Regions from separate parts of the Mus musculus genome. Here region 2 is linked to region 1. A link is a loop called in an ENCODE intact Hi-C map of the cell type or tissue named here. Cell type or tissue: left cerebral cortex. All regions are shown on one strand.

Evidence for each region. Hi-C counts contacts between places; a loop is a spot of excess contacts. Peaks named below come from ENCODE experiments on the same cell type or tissue, not always from the same donor. Only the 100,000 strongest peaks of a DNase experiment are listed, where the experiment ranks them.
Region 2: it touches region 1 in a loop (5-fold over the local background); 3 of 42 quality-filtered maps call a loop at or near these places.

Annotation. Positions count from the first base shown.
Region 1 is chr3:85,390,897-85,393,396 of GRCm38, reverse strand. It overlaps Gm31359 (a long non-coding RNA gene), which reads left to right. Exons shown (of 4, transcript XR_375769.2): 4 at 1,127-1,852. Among named protein-coding and RNA genes, the nearest start is that of Gm52637, 6.2 kb to the right of the region's middle. In left cerebral cortex, a CTCF peak has its summit at 1,270; a DNase peak (open chromatin) is centred at 2,132; H3K27ac peaks cover 2,500 bases.
Region 2 is chr3:85,521,212-85,523,711 of GRCm38, reverse strand. No RefSeq gene overlaps it. Among named protein-coding and RNA genes, the nearest start is that of Gm31419, 31 kb to the right of the region's middle. In left cerebral cortex, a CTCF peak has its summit at 1,376; DNase peaks (open chromatin) are centred at 1,395 and 2,143; H3K27ac peaks cover 1,995 bases.

The sequences.
Region 1 (2,500 bases):
CCTGTCCACAGTCAGATGCTCTCAGGTGGAATCAAGCATGAGAAATTAGAATCTCAGACTTTATCTGAGTGACCAGAAAGGCTCCACTCGGGTTGAGAGTCGAGGCTTTCCAAATTTAATAACCTTCTCTTCTAGCCAAATCCTAAGGTTGAAAGGGGAACCTTAATGATATGCCCTCCTCTTCTGTGTAGTGCTCAGTGGTCTGATGGAGCCTCTGAGAGCAGATATGAGACTGGCAAGGCGGCTCTCATCATAAAGGAAATGCATTTCAGGGTTTCCCCACTTGTTCTGTGACAGTATTGTCCTCCTGTCTCTTTCTCAGTAGACTGTATATGACATAAATGCCTATACATTGTATAGCTGGAACTGTCTCTCTAAGTGTCAATTGGCTAAATGTCAGTAGTCTCACTGTATGTTAGTCAACTTTCTGTTGCTATAACAAATACTGGAAGTAAACGAGTTTAAAAAGAAGAAAGGTTTACCTTGGCTCACGGTTTTGGAGACTTTAGTCCTCATTTGGGGACATGTGGTGAGCCAGCACATGAGGGTTAGAGCATGTGGTAAAAGGGGCCACCTGCAGCATGACGGCTGGGAAGTAGAGAGGTCAGGGCAGGGGCAAGGTCCAGGGCCCTTCAAAGGCACACCCCCATTGACCTCATTTCCTTCAAATAGGCCATATTTTCTCAAGATTAAATCAGCTCCTATTAATGTAACAGGCAGGAGGCCAAGCCTTTTAGCACATGGGCCTTTAAGGATATACTTCATTTAGACGTTAGGACCTTACAAGTAGGCAGAGCCGAGGCACTACAGTCTCTCTGCAGGTCTAAATTCATGTTTTTGTTTTGTTTTGTTTTGTTTTTAAACCAGCAACACATTTGTCTGGTCAAGATGGTTGTAAACTCAGAACTTCCCATTTTTACATTGCGGGTCATGGGGACAATTTTAGGGAGACAAAGAGGCCATCTTGAGGGTTCAGAGTTGGGGAAGCAGGGGAAAGGGACTGAGCAGACGTGTGAGCTGGGTAGAATCTGGACCATGAGATACACCCACTCTTTCACATTCCAATGACAGCCAAGGAGGACCAGAACAGAGGCAGGAGAAACTGACAGCTGTATTTTTTTTTCAGATACCCTTCTATTTTGACCTGCATATCTCAACTTTCAAGACATGGCTTCTTCCCCCAGAGAAGACGTCTCTCTGTGGTATACACTATCTGTTAGGATGAGCAGAGAACCTGTTAGTGACAGAGTTGGTAAATAGTTGCTCCCAGCCTCGGGGCCCCCTCTGGCTGCAGTTGGCATTTATAAAGTGGATGTGGATGGAACGCCCCTTAGGTCTCACTCAGGACTGGGCCCTGAGCCCCATCTCTCAGCTCCTCTTTAGAAATTACTGAACGAACCTTATCATTTGCTGGACATTATGTTCAGCACCTTGTAATTGTCAACTCGTTTAGTTCTCATAGCAACCCCGCTGACGTAGGTACCATTATCACCTGCATTCCACAAGGTCAACATTGTCCCTGAGCCCACAGCTCATGGTACAGAGACAGAAGCCCTGCCATGTAGTCTGGTCAAATCTTACCTACAAGGCATTGTTTTAGACTCTGCAACTAAGACTACCCAGCAGTTCACATATCCTTGGGGCTTTCCCCATGACAAGGCTAGATGAGGGGCTGAGTACTAGTAAGCATCCTGTGATTTTTGTCCCTCCCATGAGGTGCCCCAGTCCACGGTACCTACTTTGCACTTAGTGAATGTGTTTTCACTACATTTCCTCACCTCCACCAGCTGGGCCGCTATGTTCTCTGTGGTATAAGTTGTAGAATAAACAGTTTTGCTTTTTTCTTTTTGCATCTCAGCTGCTGCTCAGACCATTCGCCGCACTCCTGGGTCTCTGTACCTTGGCCTCCTCCTGACTGTTTGTTATTGTGAGATATGGCTCTAGGCTGCCAGCTAGGTGTGACCAACCTCTCTTGGGTCTGTTTGTTCTACCACACATAACCACCCACTGCAAAAAGTGGCACCCTTGAAAGTACCTCCTCCCTCAAGACTTCTCTCCTCTGCCCCGAGAAGTTGCCTAGCAACCTCCCTCTTCCTTCTCTCTCCTGATGCTCTTGTGCAGCTCCATTCTCATTTCCATCACTCCAGCACCCACCCCCAGCTTCTCTTCAGTGCCATTAAGCCACACATCTCTGCTTCAGTAGCCTACTACCCAACTCCCACGGACTCCATTATGGAACACTCCTGTGCTGAAGCATCCTTTCCTTCTCTTCTCCTTGACAGCTTTGTGGAACTCTTCACACCATCCTTTTAATATTAACCTCAAGGGCAAACTACCAAAGGAGGCGGCAGAAGCAAAAGGCTAATCAAGACAAAAGACAGAGAAGCAAAAGTCTGCAAAAGCAAATGACTGGAGTTTCCTGAGGTGTCCCCATCCTTAAGAAGTTGGACCGCATTAGGCTGTAGCAGGCAGTGTAGGAGGTGGCCCAAAGTGCAGCCCC
Region 2 (2,500 bases), 130 kb before region 1:
CATCATGCCTGGATCTAAATTTAGCTGGGTCGGATCTTGCCCCATATTCCCTTAATCTCCTTTATCTTCACTTATCTCCTAGAGCAAAGGATTCAGTTCCATTTCCCTTCCTGGGGCCTGCTTAATACTTGATCATATATTTTATAGTTTTTCTTTCTAAGCTTGCTATACTTGTTCAAAATGCTCTTCATGAGACTTAACCAGAGAACAAAGTCTCTGCTGGGCTTTTTTGAGACTACCTTTGTCAATGCAATTAATATAAACCTCTTTACCTTAGACTCAGGTAGACTCTTCAGACAAGGGCAAAAAGCAGCCACACTCTTCACCAAAATCCCACAAAAACAGTCTCTAGGACACATTCTGAAATTCTTCTCCACTGAAACCAAATCTGCACAGTTCAAACCATACTCAGCCACAGAGTCTTCCATCTTCCTACCAGGATGGCCCAGTAAGCCTAACTTAAAGCATTCCACTGCTTTCCAAAGTCCCAAAATCTACATTCCTCCAAACAAAAGCATAGTCAGGCCAATCACAGCAATACCCCAGTCCCTGGTAACAACTTTTGTCGTATGTGCCAGGAAGGTGTGTACTTAGGACTCATCAATGTGATGAGCCACCTGTCACAGTAGGTGAGACACAGCAGCTATTTAGTCCTTCAGAGACAGCAAAAACCTTAGAGATCATCTCGCCTAAGAGAATAGGGGAACAGACCTGAAGGTTCCCACCCACCAGGCTGTGTGCATGCTGCAGACTCTCTTAAAGGAACAATTTACCAAGAGCCATAGTTATTGAGATTTTGAAATGTTAGGGGCCTATTTTCAATCACCATGTCTCAGCGATTGGGCTATTGCTATGTTTTAGAAAAAGAGTGCTAGTTTTTCTCCATCCAAGGAGTCACTGAATTGGGCTGATGTAGAACCAGAGACTACTCCTTTGAGTTCTCATCAAGTCAAAGGAAGGATGTTTCTTTTGCCATGTAGTCTGATAGGATAAAAGGTGCTTTATGCAACTGAATAGTCTGTCTCCATCAGAAGAAATAGATATCAGGTTTTAAAAAGGTTTACTAAGTCCTGGCAAACAACAAGTTTTCTCTTAATTTTTAATCTCTCTCTGTCTCTCTCTGTCTTCTGTCTCTGTCTCTGTCTCTGTCTCTGTCTCTGTTTCTCTCTCTCTCTCTCTCTCTCTCTCTCTCTCTCTCTCTCTCACACACACACACACACACACACACACACACACACACACAGGTCCTTAGATTACTATGGTCATGATGCTATATGTTCCTAGGCTGGAGTGTGGATTAACAGACTAGTTGCTCATGGATTTGACTTACTGGGAGTGTGCAGCCCTCCAGCTAATGTCTGTCCCAACACAGCACCCCTAGTGGCAGTGGGCCCATGTGTACCTTAAAATACTTGAATTCTCTTCATCTTTAAATGTTATGGTAACATCTTTCTATTCCACAATATATTCATTATTTAATTTTTAAATAAACATTATTTATTTTTATAAGCAAACATAATCAACGTACATATCTCTTCATTTAATACTCAAGGCTAATCCTCTCCACCTTTCCTGGGGACATCTTTGAAACATTCAACAATATCCATCATTCCTATATTTTAAGGATATTTGTTACTTGGAGAATTGGAAATCCTTCCCCTGACCATCATTAGAAGGGCATGACTTCCTACTTACACAGTTTGCAATGAGTTCTGTATTTCAAGTCTGTCCCTCCTGGCACATTCTCCCTCAGTTGTGGGATATAGATACACTCTTGCCATTGCTTAGTAATTCATGTTAAATCCTTTGGTCCCCAGGTCATTGTCACATGCTTTCTTTTTTTTCTGCTTGGTCTTAGCTTCTTAGATAACTTCTCCCCTGCCTCAGGTCTTTTAAACAGTTGCATATCCTAAGCTCCTACTTCCAGCCCCTTCACAATCTCCCTAGATCTTTCTAACCATGAATGATGTCATTGTCTACATTCCATTATTCCTGAGTCTTCTTCTATAAAGAGCATAACCACTTTAGTGAAGGCCAGAAACCTATTTTTATCAGCTCCCTGGATGCATCTGAACAAATGCCCCGTGCTACCTCAAATTTAAATGCACTGAACTCATTACATCCTCCACAAAATCTGTTTCTCCTCCTGTGTTCCCAATCTTAAACACCACCATCTTCTCAGTCACCTAAGTTAGGGACTTTGAAGTCATATACAACACCTCCTCCTCAATTCCAAGGCTAGTTGCCCAATCTGGGTAAATGTAGCTCTAACACACACACACACACACACACACACACACACACACACACACACAATCTGTTTGCTCTAGCTCAGGTCCACAGCTCCTCTTGCTTAGCTTTTGGTGAGCACCCCTGGCTTACAGACAGGTGCTTTCTTCTCTGTCCCCGATGAAGGAGACAGGAAGCTCTGTTGTCCTTTCCTCTTCTTCTAAGGACAGTCACTCCACCATGAAGTCTCTAGACTCTTGACTCCATCTAA